Linked DNA regions of Homo sapiens: region 1 is linked to region 2. The links are chromatin loops, found by intact Hi-C in ENCODE. Cell type or tissue: mammary epithelial cell. All regions are shown on one strand. Links, peaks and the distances in the headings refer to the core of each region. The heading gives the core; the rest is flanking DNA. Region 1 overlaps EPB42 (erythrocyte membrane protein band 4.2). Region 2 has its middle 14 kb from the start of TTBK2.

Region 1 (8,000 bases), core at 1-8,000, 270 kb before region 2:
GCAGGTGCTGCCTCCCTGCGGCCGCATTTCCCCATCTCATCACACAGAAGTAGTTGTCCCAGGCAGCTCCTCCCGCCAGCTTCTGCTGCTTTTCCCCTCAGCAAAGTTGGGCTCATTTGCAAACTCCTTTCCCAAATTCACTTACTTCCCTAACCCTGCCCTAGCAGAGCAGCCCCGCAGCGCTGTGTTCTATGCTCTGTTGCCTTCTCCCCTGGTATATGCCCCGCATGCGGTGGAACCTGTGCCTTATTGATCAGCCTTCATGCATCCTGTTCTTGGCTGCCACTTCTAGGTTCCTGCACTCCTCTTCTTTCCAAGTTTTCAGTGCCCAGAGGAGACACTGAAAATCCTAGCCTCCCACACGCCCCCAGCCCGGTCTCTCAAGCGCCCCCTGACACTCCGCCCCTCTTCTCACAGTGCTGCGATGCCTGGGAATCCCTGCCCGCGTGGTGACCACGTTTGCCTCAGCACAGGGCACCGGTGGGCGTCTTCTCATAGATGAATACTATAATGAGGAGGGACTTCAGAACGGAGAAGGCCAGAGAGGCAGAATCTGGTGAGAAGCCCAAGGGAGATGAGGTTCCAGTCCAGGAAGGGCTCCAACCCTGCATAGCACACCTCTGCAGGAGCCCCACCCCCTGCATGGCCCTGGCATGGAGAGTAGGCTTTCAAGACCCTTAGAGGCGGCGCTGATGGTCAGTGATGGTGTGCACGCCCCTTCCTGGGAGTGCCACAGCCACTTTGACACAGTGACCTCCCATCCCACTGGAACAACAACAGCTCTGCCAGGCTGCATTTCCAGAACCTCTTCAGCACTCGTTTTCTTTCCCACTTGAATTTTTCTCTTTGCTGCATTCAGGATCTTCCAGACTTCCACAGAGTGCTGGATGACGCGGCCTGCCTTGCCCCAGGGTTATGATGGATGGCAGATTCTGCACCCAAGTGCTCCTAATGGAGGTGGAGGTAAAGCCTAGGGGTGGGTCCAGGACCACGCAGGGCTGCACAGAGCTGAAGTCCCCAGAGAGGACTCGGGAGCAGCAGGCAGTCCCAAGGGGGTCTGCATCCTCGAAAACAGTAGAAGCACGAGGCATGACAGCAGCCAGCAGAAAGCTGACCTGATGCCAGTGGGCTCATGGGAATAGAGGTGCCTGCTATCCCGGCTACAAGGCTGTAGGTAGATGAGGCACCTTAGAGCTGTGGGTGAGGGAGTTGGGTCACAGTGAAGGGCAGAGGATCTTAAGATGGCAAGTGGCTGTGCTAGGCCAGGGGCTTACAGCAGAGGTTCTGAGGTTCTGGACACGGATGAAGAGGGCATCGGGATAGGCTCAAGCCCAGAAAAGGAAGCTTCAGGACCCACAAAAAGATAGCTCTTCCTCACCCAGGAACAGAAATGGCACAGAGCCTGGCACCTAGTAAGTGCTCAAGAAAGGTAGCCCTATTCCTGTCATATCCATAGTAAAGCTGGCTTGAGAGCTCCTCACGCTAAATATGACCCTCTGAGCTTCTGCCTGTCCAGTTCCTGAGAGGGCTTCTGCCAGGGACCATGACCAAAAAGTTTTATCACTAAATAGTTGATCACTAAATAGTTTCACCTCTGTGACTCTCTCAGAAACCCTGCCTAGTGCTCACCTCTGACCTTGGTCCTCGTGGAGGGAAAATAGGCTAGAGGATGGGGACTGAGGTTACGCAGTTCTGAACTGAGCAGAGGTCTAGGCGCAGCTCCCATGCTCACCAACCTTTCTCTCCCTCAGTCCTGGGGTCCTGTGATCTGGTGCCGGTCAGAGCAGTCAAGGAGGGGACGCTGGGGCTGACCCCAGCAGTGTCAGACCTTTTTGCTGCCATAAATGCCTCATGTGTGGTCTGGAAGTGCTGTGAGGATGGGACACTGGAGTTGACTGACTCCAACACAAAGTATGTTGGCAACAACATCAGCACCAAGGGTGTGGGCAGTGACCGCTGCGAGGACATCACTCAGAACTACAAGTATCCTGAAGGTACGGGCCAGGGAAGGGCCCCAGGCTTCTCGGTACCTGAAACGGCAAGCGAGGGAAAGGGATGGGCCTGGTAGATGCAGCCAGAAAGAGACTTGTCCTTTCCGCATCATATAAAACAGGGTTTCTCAACCCCATTTGACACCATTGACATTTGGGCCCAGATATGTCTTTGTTGTACAGGCTGTGCACCCTAGGACATTTAGCAGCATTCCTGACCCTCAGAGGAAGTCTAAATTCTTTCACATAGGAAAATTCAGTTCCCTGCAAAACTGTCCTCAGAGACAGTGTTGACTTGTCCCCAACCTTGCTCTCTCATCATTCAAGGGGAGAATTCATAGCACTTGAAAAAGAACTTGGTCCTTGAGTGGTTTGGAAGAGACACACTGTATCGGTGGTGGAGCTGCCTGACACAGACATTTTTGGGCTAAATATGGCCTTAGAGGCTTGCTGAGTTCTTGTGACTTTGGCATTTGAGCAGAAGTGGGTAAATGGTTTTGATTCCCAGGGTTTTATTAGAAGCATTTATACCACCCGGGTAAAAGGTCAGCTTTGTTTCTTCCCTTCTCCAGGGTCTCTTCAGGAAAAAGAGGTGCTGGAGAGAGTCGAGAAAGAGAAAATGGAACGTGAGAAAGACAACGGCATCCGTCCTCCCAGTCTCGAGACTGCCAGTCCTCTGTACCTGCTCTTGAAAGCACCCAGCTCCCTACCCCTGAGAGGGGATGCCCAGATCTCAGTGACGCTGGTTAATCACAGTGAGCAGGAGAAGGCAGTGCAGCTGGCAATTGGGGTCCAGGCTGTACACTACAACGGTGTCCTTGCTGCCAAGCTCTGGAGGAAGAAGCTGCACCTCACGCTCAGTGCCAACCTGGGTAATGCTCTATGGCCCCACCAGACACCCCCCGACACACACACACACATGGCCCCTGCCTTGGGCAGGCAGCAGCCACAGGGCACCCCCTGCAGTCTCTAGAGATGGCTTTGAGCCCCTGCTGCTCACTCTCATGTTCTCTCTCATTCATTCATTCAACACATATTTATTGGGCCTGAAGCAGGAAAAAAACACGATGCCAACTGCAGTCAGATAAGTAAACAGACCCTTCGTAGCAGTGTGAGAAGTGTTTGCTGAGTTTAACAGAGTACAGTGGCAGGAGAGCACCTCCCCCCAGGCTGGAATAAGCTGCCCCCAAATAAATTGTACTGCATGGAATCTGGAAGGATGAGTAGGAGAGTAATGGCCAGAAAAGTAAGTCTTGGCATTCCAGACGGAAGGAGCAACGTGTGCAAAGGGCCCTGCTCATCCCTGAGGTTCTTTCTTAATTGGTCTGAGATGGGGTCCAGGTATTGTTTTTTTCTTTTTTTAACACCCTGTGTTATTCTACAGTTAAGATTCCCTGAACCAGAACAATTGTTTTTAAATTTTGCTGCACATTAGAATCACCTGGGGGAAGTTTGATGCTCAGCCTGCATCTCAGGCCAATTAAATGACAGATTCTATGGTGGGCTGGACGCAGTGGCTCATGCCTGTAATCCCAGCACTTTGGGAGGCCAAAGTGGACAGATCACCTGAGGTCAGGAGTTCAAGATCAGCCTGGGCAACATGGTGAAACCCCGACTCTACTAAAAATACAAAAATTAGCCAGGCTTGGTGGCACACAACTGTAATCCCAGCTACTGGGGAGACTGAGGCAGGAGAATCGCTTGAACCCAGGAGGCAGAGGTTGCAGTGAGCCAAGATCATGCCACTGCACTCCAGCCTGGGTGACACAGTGACACTCCGTCTCAAAAAGAAAAAAAACAAAAACTCCATGGTGGAACACATCAGAATTTTTAAAAACTGAAGTAATTCCGATGTGCAGACAAGTGTGAGAATCAGTTGACGAGAGCTTGTCTACAGCATTGCAACAGCCTTCTAACCGGTCACCTCACCTCCAGTCTCTGTATCACTCTTCCCTTTCCAAGCATGGGAGGAGTGGAGTTGGGAGAGTGGCGTGAGAACTGGACAGGGCCCAGGTGACACAGGGTCTTGTCTCTCTTGCTAAGGAGTTTGAGTTTTGTTCTCTGGGTAATGGAAAACTGGTGGAAGGTTTCAACCAGGGTAGTCAATGGAATCAGAAATTCATTTTAACAAGAAAGAACTTTTGGCAGAATGGAATGGAAGGGGTCATATAAGAAGAGTGCTTCTTAACCTTAGCTGCACATTGAGTCATCTTGGGAACTTTTTTTTGGGGGGGGGGCGGAGGGGGCAGCCTTCTGAGCCAGAGTAGGTTCAGAGACTCCGATCATCTGGGGAACTTTTAAAAATACTGATGTCTGGGCTTCATCGCCAGAGTCTGATGTAACTGATTTGGGGTGTGGCCTGGCATTGGGATTGTTTTGTAAAGCTCCCCACTTGATTCTAACATGCATCCAGTCTTGAGAACCACTGGATTGAAGATGAGAAGGTTGTGTAAATCATCAAGTCAAGAAATCAAGGCCAAACTAAGCTAGCAGCACTTAGAGTTAAAACATATTAAGGAGTTGAGATAGATGGGGCTTGTGAATGTGTGAATGTGTATATGTGTGTGGTGGGTGCTTCTGGTTTGGGTGAGTCACTAGAATAGGAAAAATGGGGAGGAGCAAGTTTGGGGAGAAAAAGGATGGATTTGGTTGTGGCACATTGTGTCTGAAAGCCCGTGACACACGCAAGTGGAGCTGGCCAGCAGGTGGCAGGAGACCTTGGTAAGATAAAGTTCTGGGCTGGAGCTCAGACGTGGAAATCCCAGCACAGGGGGGCCAACAAAGAGTCAGGGCATAGATGAGCTCATGGCAGTGGGGAGAGGTCAGTGAGTAGATGAGAGGGTGAGGAGGGAACCCAGCAGCAGCAGCAGCATTTAGGGGGCGATCAGAGGAAAAGCAGAGTAAGGGAGGTCAAATAGTCAAAGAAAGGGGGCACCCAGCAAGGTCAGCAGAAAGGGCACGAGGTGTCAAGGCTGAAAAGCACCATTAAGAGAGTGGACTTACAGAGAAGCTTCCTGGGCGTTAAGCCAATTGCGTTGGGAAGGTGAGACAAACTGTCTAGTCCTCCCTGGAGGCATGACAGGAAAAGGTGAGGCTGGGGAGTAGTCAGCCAGGGACACTGGGCAGAGGGAGAGAGTTGAACCTGCTTCTATGCTGAGGAAAATAAGCAGGCAAGAGGGAAAGAATGGAGCCTCAGGAGAGATGGGTTAAAATTGATAGTGCTATGCTTGGGGATATGAGACAACTAGAATAATTGTAGCTCACATTTATCAGGCACTTACTATTTGCCCAAAATGGTGTTAAGTGCTTTATATGCATCATATGCATCATCTTGTTAGCCCTCACAACCACGTTCTGTGGCAAGAACCATTGCTATCCCCACTTTACAGATGAGGAGATGAGACACAGAGAGGGTCGTTAATTTACTCAGGGTTACACAGCTAGTGTGATGGGGTCAGGATGGGGCACAGATTTAGAAAGCAGAGGATTCAACTTAGGCAGGGGGGATACCTCATCCCCTGAGCAGTAGTGACAGTAGGAGTAGATATTTCTTCTGTAAGGTGACAAAGCGAGACCCTGTCTCTAAAACAAAACAAAAACCCTACAAACAACACAAACCATCCCACTAGGTAGGCATTATTAGACAAGGACACTGAGGCCGAAAGAGCTTAACTTGTTCCAGTTCACAGGGGACCCTTTCCCAACCCCACTGAGGTGGTCTGCCAAGAGCATTGTCGGGGTTGGTGATGGGGATGAGGGTGAGGAGTGAGGTCTTGAGTGAGTTCCAAGTGTACAATTGCTGGGGAAAATGGTGCATCTTTCTGGCCTCAGTGAGGCCCTGAGTCCTTTGTATTGTGTGTGTAACTATGGCTGTTTCTGGGGTACATACACCTGTTGCCACTGACTCCACCTGTCATGTGTTTCAGAAAAGATAATAACCATCGGCCTGTTCTTCTCCAATTTTGAGCGAAACCCACCCGAGAACACCTTCCTTAGACTCACCGCCATGGCAACACACTCTGAATCCAACCTTAGCTGCTTTGCTCAGGAAGACATTGCCATTTGTAGACCACACCTTGCCATCAAGGTAGGCACCAGTCCTCCCCTGAGTTGCCCTCGTCTGCCACCACTCAGGTCCCCATTTCAGAAGGAATCCAGGCCCCTTCAGAGCAGATGACTGTGCTGCAAGATTACCAGAAAATGCTACATTTAAGAGCTCCTTCCCTTGAAAGACATAGTTTCTTACATGCCCTATTAAGGTTTAAATCTTCCAACTTCTTTAGTTAAGTAAAGGTTTCTAAAATTGGGGCCTTCCCAGTTACTGCCTCCTACCTACAGGGATCATAATAGCCTATGTTTATTTAGCACCTCATACACATGCCAGAGGATTTTCAGCTCCTTTATTTCTTTCTAAGCCCTGTGAGGTAGAACTGTTCCCATTATTCAGATGAAAAAAGTGAGCCCTAGAGAGCAACATGCCCAAGATTATAAAAACAGGAAGTTCTAGAGGCTTATGGCTCTTGGTCCAGCCCTCTTTCCATGTGTCTACCCTGGCCAAAATGAATGAGATCTGATCCCTGCCCGCAAGCAGGTTATAGTTTAGTTAGGGAGACACAACATTTGGTCTTCCAGATAAGTGCTTTAATAGATGCACAAAGTTGCTATGGAATAAGTGAAGCAAAGGGAATTAATTCCAGCTGGTGGGTTTGGGGATGACCTTATGAAAGAGATGACATCTATGCTGGGCCTTGAAAAATGGGTACCCTTTCAGTACAGAGGTAGGGGAAGGCCACTGAAGACAGAAGAAGACAGCAAAGAGGTGTAATGGAAGGTAGCGTGAGGCGTGTGCTGGGGATGGAACAGTCCCTGACGGGGCTGGGATGTCACTTAGTCATGGGAAGAACAGGTGAGGTGGGAGAGGGGGTTTGGGGACACACCATGAAGAACGTTGAATACAATGTAAACTGAATTCCCAAGACAGTGGGAAACCCTCCAAGGGGTCTGCATAGAGGAGAGGCGACATCAGAAATCATCAGTGAAGGACCAAGGGTGGGAATAAATGCAGGAAGAGCAGGTAGAGCGGTAGAAGACATCAGCTGTGAAGTTTGAGTCAGCTTGGCAGAGATGAGGAAACTTACTGAGGAGGGTACAGGGGTGCATGGGAGGAGAGAGTGACTGCAGCTGTGCCCTTGGCATCCACACCAGGTATTGCCTCTTCCCACAGATGCCAGAGAAAGCAGAGCAGTATCAACCCCTCACAGCCTCAGTCAGCCTCCAGAACTCCCTAGATGCCCCCATGGAGGACTGTGTGATCTCCATCCTGGGAAGGGGGCTCATTCACAGAGAGAGGAGCTACAGGTAAGTGATGGCAGGCTTCTCATCCCCCTGAAATGTCTCAATGGGTCAGAAAGGCAGGGCCCAAGAGAGAAACTCTCTCTTTGCCATGTCCATGCAGACAGCAGATACCCCTAGAAACTAAACTAAAGGATTAGGGCTACCAAGTGGCTTCCCTCATCCTAGGACCACCATATCTGCAGGAGGATGGGAGTGAGGCAGGCTGTGCGGGCCCCTTGGGCACCCGCCTGCCCTGGTTGCTGCCCTGATCCTGCAGGGAGAGCCTGGGTGTTGCTGTGAATATAGGCGAGGGCATTAGGGCTGGGTATTGGAGAGTAATGAAGGGAGGACAGGCTATCTTTCATTGTGGTCAGAGGGCTACATTCTGGTAGTCACCACCACAATATACAATTTTGTTTAATTTATTCCCTTTTATTCCCATTTTCACCACCATCCTTCATATCCTTTTATTCGTACGTATAAAATGTGTACTGTTGCTTTCATGAGCCTGTACTTTTAACTTATATAAATTTATATTTAATTGCTTTCTTACTTTTCACTCAGAACTATGTTAAGATTTATGCCCATATGTCTTCTGCTACATAATATTTCATCGTGTACACCCACCACTTTCTACCACTCCACTCCACAGAGATGGGCACCCAGAGTGCCTCC
Region 2 (13,109 bases), core at 2,652-10,651:
GCCAGGCACGGTGACTCATGCCTATAATTCCAGCACTTTGGGAGGCTGAGGCGGGCGGATCACGAGGTCAAGAGATCAAGACCATCCTGGCCAACATGGTGAAACCCTGTCTGTACCAAAAATACAAAAATTAGCTGGGCATGGTGGTGCGCACCTGTAGTCCCAGCTACTCAGGAGGCTGAGGTGGGAGAGTCACTTGAATGTGGGAGGTGGAGATTGCAGTGAGCTGAGATTGTGCCACTGCACTCCAGCCTGGCAACAGAGTGAGACTCCATCTCAAAAAAAAAAAAAAAAAAAAAAAAAAAAAAAAAAAAAATTCTGTGAGGGGCAACACTGAAGGCAAAGAACGGTTTTTGTCTGTTTTTTGTTTTGAGTCGGAGTCTCGCTCTGTCACCCAGATCAGTCAAGCGAAATTTGGGGAAAAAATAGAAATGAAGACTAAGAAGGAAGACAAAAATGAAAAGTTACCAATGGAATGCACAGTAAGGAAAAGCTGGAAAGACCTGGGCATTGTGGCGCACCTGTAGTCCCAGCTACTTGGGAAGCGGAGGTGGCAAGATCCCTTGAGAAGGAGGTCAAGGTTGCAGTGAGCTGACATCACACCACTGCCCTCCAGCCTGTGTGACAGAGTGACACCCTGACAAAAAAAAAAAAAAAAAAAAAAAAAGCAGGGGGCAGGGAAGGAGAAAAAAAGGATTTAGGATAAAGAAGATTTGATATATATTCATTGGAGTCCCTGAAGAAAGAAAAAGCAATGGAACAGAACACAAATGGAAAACTATAATTAGGTTAAAATTTCTTGGGGGAAAAAAAAAACTTGAACACATTTTGAAAGAGAACATTGTAAAAACCCAGAAGAGTCAACACCAAAGGATTTTCACATCCAGACAAACTATCCAAGCATAAAGTCCACACAGATAGTTCAGAGCATGCTAATACTCAGGGAATATTTTTTCCCATGAGCCTTTCCTAAGAAATTTACCAGTGAGCAAGCTTCAGACAATCGTAAATGATTATAGAAGCCTTGGCATAAGGTCTGGGGGTGAGTGTTGCATATGTTTAATTGTACAGATGGAGGGATGAGAGACAAAATTGGATGCTCTAATGATGTAGAATTATTACAACTAACAAAAAATAGGAGAAAAAGGGCAAGTGGGTGGAAAGTTAAACAAGCTCACTAATTACATCAGTGGTTTTCGCCAGAATTAAAAAGGTATCAGGCAGAAACCCGCATCCAGGAACAAAGCCCTTTGCTCCTCCCTCAGAATGAATGGAGACCAGAGATCAGATGTTTATGTCCAAGAAAAGCAGGATTTCGTTCAGTACTTCTCCCAGATCATTGGGGATGAGATGAGGCACCCATAGACAGGAGATGCTATCACCCAGCTGAAGGAGATCCTGTAGTACAATGCCATTGGAGGCAAGTATCACCGGGGTTTGACAGTGCTAGTAGCGTTCTGGGAGCTGGTGGAGCCAAGGAAACATGATGCTGAGAGTCTCCAGCGGGCCCTGACTGTGGGCTGGTGTGTGGAACTGCTGCAAGCTTTGTTCCTGGTGGCAAATGACATCACGGATTCATTGCTCACCGCTGGTAACAGATCTGCTGGTTTCAGAAGCCGGGCGTGGGTTTGGATGCCATCAGTGATGCTATCCTTGTGGAAGCATGTATCTACTGCCTGCTGAAGCTCTATTGCTGGGAGCAGCCCTATTGCCAGAACCTGATCCAGCTCTTCCGGCAGAGTTTCTATCAGACTGAGATTGGGCAGACCCTGGACCTCATCACAGCCCCCCAGGGCAATGCGGATCTTGGCAGATTCACTGAAAAGAGGTACAAATCTACTGTCAAGTACAAGGCAGTTTCTACTTCTACATTCCTGTAGCTGCAGCCATGTACATGGCAGGCATTGATGGCGAGAAGGAGCACGACAATGCCAAGAAGATCCTGCTGGAGATGGGAGAGGGAGAGTTCTTCCAGATCAGGATGATTACCTTCACCTCTTTTGGGGACCCCAGTGTGACCAGCAAAGTTGGCACTGACATCCAGGACAATAAATGCAGCTGGCTGCTGGTTCAGTGTCTGCAACGGGCCACTCCGGAACACTACCAGATCCTGAAGGAGAATTACAGACAGAAGGAGGCCAAGAAGGTGGCCCAGGTGAAGGCAGTATATGAGGAGCTGGATCTGCCGGCCGTGTTCTTGCAATAATAGGAAGACAGTTACAGCCACATTATGGGTCTCATTGAACAGTACGCAGCTCCCCTGTCCCCAGCCATCTTTCTAGGGCTGACATGCAAAATCTACAAAAGTAAAATGTGACCAGAGACTGCAAGGGTGGGGAGAGGAGGCTCTCAATAAATTATTGTGTAAACTTAAAAAAAAATTAAAAATAAATAAAAAGGTATCACTTGAAGGTGACAAATCAAGAAATAAAAACAAGTGGCCGGGCGCGGTGGGTCACGTCTGTAATCCCAGCACTTTGGGAGGCTGAGGCGGGTGGATCACGAGGTCAGGAGATCGAGACCATCCTGGCTAACATGGTGAAACCCCGTCTCTACTAAAAATACAAAAAATTAGCCAGGCGTAGTGGCGGGCGCCTGTAGTCCCAGCTACTGGGGAGGCTGAGGCAGGAGAATGGTGTGAACCCGGGAGGCGGAGCTTGCAGTGAGCCGAGATCGCACCACTGCACTCCAGCCTGGGCGACAGAGCGAGACTCCGTCTCAAAAACAAAACAAAACAAAAACAAGTACACACATTGACACTAGGATAAAGCTAGTGGCTAAATGGTGAGAGAGAAGGAGCAGGGTAAGAAGCAATTTCAAAATTGGTCATGTATTAAGAAACCAACAGTATTTAAGGAAAGAGAATATTACATAAAGATGTAAGTATAAAATTTACTGCTAGAAGTACACCACCAAGGCCGGGCGCGGTGGCTCACGCCTGTAATCCCAGCACTTTGGGAGGCCAAGGCCTGCGGATCACGAGGTCAGGAGATCGAGACCATCCTGGCTAATATGTTGAAACCCCGTCTCTACTAAAAATACAAAAAATTAGCTGCGCGTGGTGGCTGGCGCTTGTAGTCCCGGCTACTCGGGAGGCTGAGGCAGGAGAATGGCGTGAACCCAGGAGGCGGAGCTTGCAGTGAGCCGAGATCGCACCACTGCAGTCCAGCCTGGGCGACAGAGCGAGACTCCGTCTCAAAAAAAAAAAAAAAAAAAAAAAAGTAGTACAACACCAAAGAGGAGGAAAAAGGCAAATAGACTACATAGTGAAACAATGTGGTTCCCACCCTGTGCCCTGAGCTGCAGCCAGGATAGGCTCTGGACACCTGAGACCCTGAGCTGGAATAAGCAGATAAATAATTATTTTACTTGTTTTTATCAATCTTTCTTAAATGTATGTATAGTTCACATTTATTTCAGTGTTTAATATTAGAAGTGTTTTCGTCTTTATTTAGAAGTTTGGGCCGGGCGCGGTGGCTCACGCCTGTAATCCCAGCACTTTGGGAGGCCGAGATGGGCGGATGACCTGAGGTCAGGAGTTTGAGACCGGCCTGACCAACATGGAGAAACTCCATCTCTACCAAAAATACAAATTAGCTGGGCGTGGTGGCGCATGCCTTAATCCCAGCTACTCAAGCGGCTGAGGCAGGAGAATCGCTTGAACCCGGGAGGCTGAGGTTGCAGTGAGCCGAGATTACGCCACTGCACTCCAGCCTCGGCAACAAGAGTGAAACTCTGTCTCAAAAAAAAAAAAGAAGTTTGGTGATGTTTTTGTGATGAGAAGTGTGCCATACGAACTTAACTCTTGTTTATAGTAATTAGCCTATGGTAAAACTGGCTTTGTTATACATCATTTTGCTTAAAGTCACAGTTCCCAAGGGTTAATGATGTTAAATGAAGACTCATGTACTGCTTCACACCTACCAGAATGGCTATAATCAAAAAGATGGGCAATAATGTGTTGGCAAGGATGTGGAGAAAGTGGAACCCTTATACATCACTGGTGAGGATATAAAATGGTACAGCTGCTTTAAAAAACAGATGGGCAGTTCCTGATAAGATCTGTTACCAGATGACTTAGCAATTCTTCTCCCAAATTAAAATTTCAAGAGAATTTGAAACATCTTCACACACACACACACAAAAAAAAACTTATACAAAAATGTGCATAGCAGCATTATTCATAATAGCCCAAAACTGGAAACTACCCAATTGTCCATCAACCAATGAATGGATAAATAATATACCTATCCATACAATGGAATATTATGCACCCATAAAAAGGAATGACATTCTGATGCATGCCATAGCATGGGTAAATCTTGTAAACATTATGCTCAGTGAAAGAAGCCAGTCACAAAAGACCATATATTGTATGATTCCATTTATATCCAATGTCCAGAATTAGACAAATCCATAGAGACAAACAGTAGATTAGTGGTTGTCAGGGGTTGGGAAGACAGGGGAGTAGGGGATGACTGCTAATGGGTATGGGGTTTCTTACTGGGTTGATGAAAATATTATGGATTAGATAGTGTTTCTGATTCAATGCATCCTGGAGCATGGCACCCACCTTCAAAGCTGACACTTCCACTGTACCTTCAGCAGGCCATTCCAACATTGTATTGGCTCAGCTGCTCCTGAGTGGTGCAGTATGCAGTACAACCAGGGTAGCCCATAGTCATGGGGCCCACTGCAGCACTTTCTTACTGTGAAATGGGTTCCCTGGTTACATGCTATGCTGAGTGGAATTCCATGTTGTAGAACAGGTACTCGACAAGCCCCCAGACACTGGTGCTGCCTGAAGCTCTGTGGGCAGGAAAGGCAAACCCATATGCTGAATATGTATCTGTTCATATGAGAATGAACCAGTGACTCTTCTAGGATAGAAACATCCTGGCCAGGCACAGTGGCTCATGTCTAATCCAAGCACTTTGGGAGGCCAAGACAGGAGGATTGCTTGAGCTCAGGAGTTTGAGACCACCCTGGGCAACATAGTGAGACCTTGTCTTTACTAAAAATAAAAAAATAATTAGCCAAGTATGGTGGTACACACCTGTAGTCCCAGCTATTCAGGAGGCTGAGGCAGGAGGATTGCTTGAGCCTGGGAGATTGAGGCTGCAATGAGCTATGATTGTGCCACTGCACCCCAGCCTGGGTGGCAGAAGGAGACTGTCTCAAAAAAAAAAAAAAAATGTAGTCAAGTTGCTGCAAGGTAGCTGGTTGATTTTGAAAAACAGTGCCACAGGCTGGGCGAGGTGGCTCACACCGGTAATCCCAGCACTTTGGGAGGCCAAGGTGGCCAGATCACCTGAGGTCAGGAGTTTGAGACCAGCCTGACCAACATGGCGAAACCCCGTCTCTACTAAAAATACAAAAATTAGCCAGGCATGGTGGCACGTGCCTGTAATCCTAGCTACTCGGGAGGCTGAGGCAGGAAAATCACTTGAACCCAGGAAGCAGAGGTTGCAGTAAGCCGAAATCGTGCCACTGCACTCCAGACTGGGCGAAAGAGTGAGACTCTGTCTCAAAAAAAAGAAAAACAAACAAAAATAGTGCCACATCCGTAGAGCATTGGTCTCTGTGGCTGACAGGTTGGATGTTCAAAGGTGGCAGTCTTGATGAGTGGAGGTCCATGCCACTAGGCCCATGCTTAACCCCCATCTGTCCATTTGTGTACCCATTGTGCCAGCTTCCAAAGGGTGCTAAAACATTAGTTTGAGCATTATTTTGACACTTGATTGTTTTGGTCCCTCTTCTGTAATGGATGCTTTCTGGTGGCTGTTAACATGTAACACAGAAATCTTCAGTGTGCACTATGTGCACTCACTTAGCCCATCCACGGTAACATACAGTATCTATTTGTGTTCAAGTTTTTCACCTTTGAGATTCATCCATGTTGTATGTTCCAGTAGGTCTTTCTTCTTATTGCTAGTTAGTATCTAGTTGTGTGAGTACATAATTTACCCACTCTCCTATTGATAGGCATCTGGGTTGTTTCTAAATTTGCCATTCGGAATAAAGCTGTTATGAGCTTTTTTTTTTTTTTTTTAAGACAGGGTCTCACTTTGTTGCCCAGGCTGAAGTACAGTGACGTTATCTCAACGTCCTGCAGCCTCAACCTCCTGGGCTCAAGGGATCCTCCCACCTCAGACCCCCAATTAGCTGGAACTGCAGGCGTGTGCCACCATGCCCAGCTAATTTTTTGTATTTTTTTGTACAGTCAGGGTTTTACCAGTTGCCCAGGCTGGTCTCGAACTCCTGAGCTCAAGCGATTCACCCGCCTCGGCCTCCCTAAGAGCCACCACGCCTGGCCAAAGTATGGACTACAGTGAGTTCCTTCTAAAGAATACAATATGAAACGGAGAAAAAAAAAAAAAAAAAAAACTTTACAGTGAAGAAACCTAACAAACATTACCTCAACCAGGTGAGCAAGGTAAATATCAGTAGTGATAGAATCACGCTGATGGTATGTAACCTTGACATGATATGATGAAATGGTACTTTATGTGGTTTTCCTCCCTAAAACCCTTAACTCCAGTCTAATAATAAGAAAAACATCACATTCCAATAGAGAGACAAGCTACAACATACTTAACAATATTCCTCAAAGCTGTCCAAGTCATAGCCAAGTCATAGATGTGAGGTGGTACCCTGGATGAGATCCCAGAACAGAAAAAGGACACTAGGTAAAAACTAAGGATATTTGGACAAACTATGGACTTTAGTTAATAATAATTACCCATTTTATTATTTTTATTTTATTTATTTATTTTTGAGACCAGGATCTCACTCTGTCGCCCAGGCTGGAGTGCAGTGGCACAATCTTAGCTCACTGCAACCTCCACCTCCTGGGTTCAAGTGATTCTCCTGCCTCAGCCTCCTAAGAAGCTGGGACTACAGGCACGCACCACCATGCCCAGCTAAGTTTTGTATTTTTTAGTAGAGACGGCGTTTCACTATGTTGCCCAGGCTGGTCTCGAACTCCTGACCTCAAGTGATCTGCCCACCTCAGCCTCCCAAAGTGCTAGGATTACATGCGTGAGCCACCGTGCCCGGCCTTATTATTATTATTTTTTTAGAGACAGGGTTTTGCTAGGTCACCCAGGCTGGAGTACAGTGGTGAGATCATAGCTCACTGTAACCTTGAACTCTGGGCTCAAGGGATCCTCCCCCCTCAGCCTCCCAAGTAGTTGGGAATACAGGTGCACACCATCATGCCTGACTAGTTTTGAAATTTTTTGTAGAGATGGCGTCTCACTATGTTTCCCAGGCTGGTCTTGAACTCCTGGGCTCAAGTGACCCTCCTGCCTCACAATATACTCTTTTCATACCTTTTGAATGTTTTAATGCCTTTTGTTTGAATGTTTTAATACCATTTGAACTTTGCATGCAGCAAGAAATCAAGATTCTTCTGAGAAGGGGATCCTTTCTACACCAGGGTGAGAAAACAGTCCTTATCACCAGAGACGGAGCTGGAGGCAATACACATGTAAAACTAATAAAATTTGTATACTTTTCTCTGGTTAACCACAGGTCAATGTGGTTTTTAGATCCAGCTGAAGAGCACACTAAGAGCTAAAAGAGAGGTTGGAGGTTATCTCTGGCTCCCATACCATGTATAAGAAACCAGTAATAAAAGTCAGGGAACATCCATGGGAGATGTGGATGGAAAGGAGGCTTACTCTTCACTATATATATAAATATAAATATATATATATATTTTTTTTTCGAGACAGGGTCTCACTCTGTCGCCCAGGCTGGAGTGCAGTGACATGATCACAGCTCACTGCAGCCTTGACCTCTTAGGCTCAAGCAATCCTCCCACCTCAGCCTCCCAAGTATCTAGGACTATGTCTAGTTAATTTTATTTTAATTTTAATTTTTGTAGAGACAAGGCCTCACTATGTTGCCCAGGCTGGTCTCGAACTCCTGGGCACAAGCAGTCCTCCTGCCTCACAATATACTCTTTTTAATACCTTTTGACCTTTAGAATGTTGCACTATATGAATATATTTTCTATTAAACAAACAAATAAATAAAATCAGAAAAAAAAGAAAATGGTCTACCAAATCCTCCTCCTGACATTTGTAGTTGGAGTGGACTAGAATTTTTCCTGTCAGGAAAGAATAGGCAAGGGGTAGCTGAGAATAACCCAAAATGTTCTGAGATCCTTCCAGGAGGAGCCTCTGGGTAAAAGTAAACACAGTGAAGTAAGAGGCAAGGAAAGAGGATCTGGGAGCTCAGCAGGAACACTTTTCACACAGGTCAGACTGTCCTACCCAATGGCCTCTCCTCAATCCTGTCCTTCCATCTTCCTTTTAAATGTTGGCTTTTATCCAGGTTCCAATCTTGCCCTCTTGGCTTCTTGCTTCCTATGTACTTCCTTGTGGATTTCATCCATCAAAGTCATTGATTCTAATTAGGGCTGGAATCAAATGAGAGAGAGAGAAATACTGGAGATATTTTGAACAGCAGCTACTATTGTTTTGAAACTCAGTTTTATGGTCTATGAGGGATTAATGCTTAGGTGAGTTAACATGGTTGAAAGATAGGGAAATCCCTATGTTTACTATTTATTTATTTATTAGAGACAAGTCTCAATCTGTCTCCCAGGCTGGAGTGCAGTGACACAATCTTGACTCACTGCAGCCTCTGCCTCCAGGCTCGAGAGATCCTCCCACCTCAGCCTCCCAAGTAGCTGGGACTACAGGCGTGCACCACCATACCTGGTTAATTTTTGTATTTTTTGTAGAGCTGGGGTTTTGCCATGTTGCCCAAGCTGGTCTCAAACTCCTAAGCTCAATTGATCCGTCTGTCTCAGCCTCCCAAACTAGTGGGATTGCAGGCATGAGCCACCGCCCCCCAGCCTAGTTTTTATTTTTATTTTCTCCTAATTATTGTCTGTGCATGACTCTAGGCTAGGTGGCATGTAAAAGTTAATAAATTTGCTCCTGCAGAGTGGGATTTATAATTTGCAAAAGACCAACACAATTAGTGTCCAGTGTATGAAATGGCACAAGGTCAAACCAACAATTAAAGGAGCATCAAAATAAGCCTGTATTAATCCCTTCTCACACTGCTCTGAAGAAATACCTGAGACTGGGTAATTTACAAAGGAAAGAAGTTTAATTGACTCACAGTTCCACATTGCTGGGGAAGCCTCAGGAAACTTACAATCATGGCAGAAGGCAAAGGAGAAGCAGGAGGCACCTTCTTCACAAGGCGGGAGGACAGAGTGAGTGCAAGCAGGGGAAATGCCAGATGCTTATAAAACCACCTGATCTCGTGAGAACTCACTCACTATCACGAGAACAGCATGGTGGGAACCATCCTCATGATCCAATTGCCCCCACCTGCTCCCGCCCTTGACACGTGGGGATATGGGGATTACAGTTTGAGGTGAGATTTGGGTGGTGACACAGAGCCAAACCATATCAAAGCCTGATTTGAATTTTTCAAATGTTTTGTTATAATTCTTAGCAAAGATAACACAAACCATAGGAGATTTACAGCCATTTCTTGAAGAAATCCCCAAGTTCTAACATAGAAATAAATAATGCAGAAATGACAAAAGCAAGGATATATAAATGAATAATATTATGAATGCAAATTAAAAGATGCAAGAAAATTTAAGAGTTGAACTCAAGCTTTACTTCCTGGAGGAATGTTGTTTTTTGACGCTCCCTCTGGCAGGCACACAACAATGTCCACTTGCCTCTACAGGATGTTCATGTTCTACCCTGTAACCTGTGAACATGTTTACCTTACATGGCAAAAGGGACTTTATAGATGTGATTATGTGTGCAAACCTTCAGATGGAGAGTTTTCTGGATTATCCAAGTGGGCCCAAATTAATCACATGGATTTTTTTTTTTTTTTTTTTTTTTCTGAGATGGAGTCTTGCTCTGTCGCCCAGGCTGGAGGGCAGTGGCGCAATCTCGGCTCACGGCAACCTCTGCCTCCCAGGTTCAAGCAATTCTCCTGCCTCAGCCTCCTGAGTAGCTGGGATTACAGGTGCGCACCATCAGGCCTGGCTAATTTTTGTATTTTTAGAGATGGAGTTTCACCATGTTGGTCAGGCTGGTCTCAAACTTCTGACCTCATGATCCACCGGCCTTGGCCTCCCAAAGTGCTGGGATTACAGGCGTGAGCCACCACGCCCAGCTAATCACACGGATTCTTAAAAGGAGAAGAGGCTTGCAGAAGCCTGGGTCAGAGAGACGTACCATGAGGACTTGGCCCACTGTTGCTGCTGACTTTGAAGATGGAGAAAGTGGGCCATCAGCTGGGGAATATGGGCAGCCTCTAGAAGCTGGAAAAGGCAAGGGATCAAATTCTCTCCTTGTGCCTCTAAGAAGGAAGGCAGCCCTACCAATTCCTTCATTTAAGCCCAGTAAGACCCATGTTGGACTTCCTGACCAACAAGGCTGTAAGATAAAAATGTTGTGTTGTTTAAGCCACTAGGTTGGTGTTCATTTGTTACATCAGCACAGAAAGGTGGTGTGCACTGCCCTCAGCCCTGGGTAGAACTGAACACTCCGTGCATTTGCAGCCCTGCTGGATCCTAAGTAGATGTTGATCAGAGGACTGGTTTCCAAGATGGCTCCTTAACATGGTTGTGAAATATTTTTTTCCAATATTTTATTATGAATATTTTCTTTTCTCTTCTTTTTTTATAGACAGAGTGTTACTCTGTTGCCCAGGCTCAAGTGCAGTGGTGTAAGCACAGCTCATTATAACCTTGAACTCCTGGGCTCAAGTGATCCTCCCACTTCCGCCTCCCAAGTAGATAGGACCACAGGCATGCAACACTATGAAAGGCTAATTTTTTATTATTTTTAAATTTTTTGTAGATATGGGGTCTTACTGTGTTGCCCAGGCTGGTCTTGAACTCCTGGTCTCAAGTGATCCTCCCATGATAGCCTCCCAAAGTGCTGAGATTACAGGCATAAGCCACAAAACTGGTCTATTATGAATATTTTTAAACATACAGCAAAGTTGAAAGAACTTTATAGTGACCATCCATATACCACCACCAAGATTCTACCAATAATAATTTGCTATACTTGCTTTATTGTATATCTATCCACCTATCCATCCCTCTATTCATTCATCAATCCCTCTTATTTTTGGGAGGAAATTCAAAGTCAATTGCAATAATTAATACATATGCCCCCCAATGTATTTTGCATGCATATAATTAACTAGAACTCAATATTTTTTGCAGGTTTTTTCTTTTTCTTTTTCTTTTCTTTTTTTTTTTTTTTTTTTGAGACAGGGTCTCACTCTGTTGCACAGGCTGCAGTGCAGTGGTGCGATCACACCTCACTTCAGCCCCAATCATCTGGGCACAATCCTCTCACCTCAGCCTCCCAAGTGGCTGGGACTACAGGTGCATGCCACTATACCCAACTAGTTTGTTTCTATTTTTGTAGAGAAGGGTTCTCACTATATTGCCCAGGCTGGTCTTGAACTCTTGGGCCCAAGCAATGCTCCTGCCTTGACCTCCCAAAGTGCTGGGAAAGGCATGTAAGCCACTGTGCCTGGCCAGTTTTTAATTTTGATATAAAATGTACATTCAATGAAATGCACAAATCTTAAGTGTACATTCATGGAATTTTGACAAATGCAGGCACCTGTGTAACCCAAAACCCTATTAAGATATAGAACATTATCATTACTCTCTATACTCTTACCAGCTAATACCAGCCCCTGTCTACTCAGAGGCAACCATTGTTCTGATTTTTTTCTATCATAGATTAGTGTGTCTTGTGCTAGAGTTTTATATAACTGGAATAATCCAGTATGTTCTCTTTTCCATAAGACTTCCTCACATAAATAGAATCATATAATATGATGCTTTGGCAAGGTTTATTTCATTCAGCATATTGTTTTTGAGATTCATCCATGTTGTTTTGTGTATTAGTTTATTTTTAGTGTTGAGTGATATTCCACTTATGAACATAGTACAGTCTGTAGTCTGTTCTCTTTCGGACCTGAGCTGTTTCCTATTTTGGGATATTATAAATAAAACTACTTTGAACATTCTTGAGTTAGTCTTTTTGTGAAAATATGTTTTCATTTCTTTTGGGTACATATCTTGAAGTCAAACTGCTGATTCATAGGATAGATATATGTTTAGTTTGAAAGAAATGTCCAGATCTTTTTTTCAACATGAATGTACCATTTACATTCCCACCAACAATGTATGAGAGCTCTGGTTGCTCCACGTCCTCACAAACATTGGATGCTGTTAGTCTTTATAATTTTAGCTGTATAGTAGCTACCTTATATTTTTTGCCCATTTTTCTATTGTTTTAAATTCTATTTTCCCTTGATTTTTAAGCATTTTTAATATATCCAAGATATTAGCTCTTTATCTGTGAAATATATTTTAAATATTTTATCTCACTGATTTTGACTTTATAGTTTTAATTCCATAAAAGTTCTTTCAATGTTTTGTAGTTAAATTTTTCAATCTTTTCAAAAATTACATCTGGATGTTGAATTATAATTAGAAAGCCTCTTCTCACACCCAGGTTTAAAGGAATTCATCCATGTTTTCTTCTAGTACTTGTATGATTTCACTTTTTATATTTAGATCTCTGATCCATTTGGAGTTTATTCCTGTTTGTGGTTCAATTTTATTATTATTTTTAACCATCTAATCTGGTTCTCTGGACACTATTTCTAAGAGGGTCCATCTTTGTCCGAACTATCTGAGATGTCACCTTTATCATATATAAAATGTACTTGAGTTCATTCTCAACTTCCTATTACATGCAACTAGAATTCAAAGTTTAAAATTTTTATTTTTTCCAGTTGTTTTTATTTTCCCAGCAACGAATTTTTTCAAAATCTGTGTGAGCAAAAAAACGAAGTTTCAGTTCACTAAGAAAACAGGAGGCCAGGCGAGGTGGCTCACACCTGTAATCCCAGCACTTTGGGAGGCCGAGATGGGCGGATCACCTGAGGTCAGGAGTTTTGAGACTAGCCTGGCCAACATGATGAAACCCCATCTCTACTAAAAATACAAATAAAATTAGCTGAGCTTGGTGGCGGGCACCTATAATCCCAGCTACTGCCTCCTACTGAGGCAGGAGAAT

What was found. A loop is a pair of places that touch in the nucleus more often than their neighbours do. Peaks named below come from ENCODE experiments on the same cell type or tissue, not always from the same donor. Only the 100,000 strongest peaks of a DNase experiment are listed, where the experiment ranks them.
Region 1: a loop joins it to region 2, with 7 times the contacts of the local background. A loop is called at or near these places in 1 of 110 quality-filtered maps.

What each region holds. Positions count from the first base shown.
Region 1 is chr15:43,201,193-43,209,192 of GRCh38, reverse strand. It overlaps EPB42 (erythrocyte membrane protein band 4.2), which reads left to right. Exons shown (of 13, transcript NM_001114134.2): 7 at 418-556; 8 at 860-963; 9 at 1,752-1,994; 10 at 2,564-2,863; 11 at 5,918-6,078; 12 at 7,216-7,349. Among named protein-coding and RNA genes, the nearest start is that of EPB42, 16 kb to the left of the region's middle. RefSeq lists a silencer at 4,608-4,902. In mammary epithelial cell, for the core only: CTCF peaks have their summits at 45 and 4,687 (motif pointing right); a DNase peak (open chromatin) is centred at 4,732.
Region 2 is chr15:42,928,516-42,941,624 of GRCh38, reverse strand. It overlaps the pseudogene FDPSP4. Among named protein-coding and RNA genes, the nearest start is that of TTBK2, 14 kb to the right of the region's middle. In mammary epithelial cell, for the core only: no CTCF peak of the experiment used is centred there; DNase peaks (open chromatin) are centred at 6,514 and 8,564; H3K27ac peaks cover 333 bases.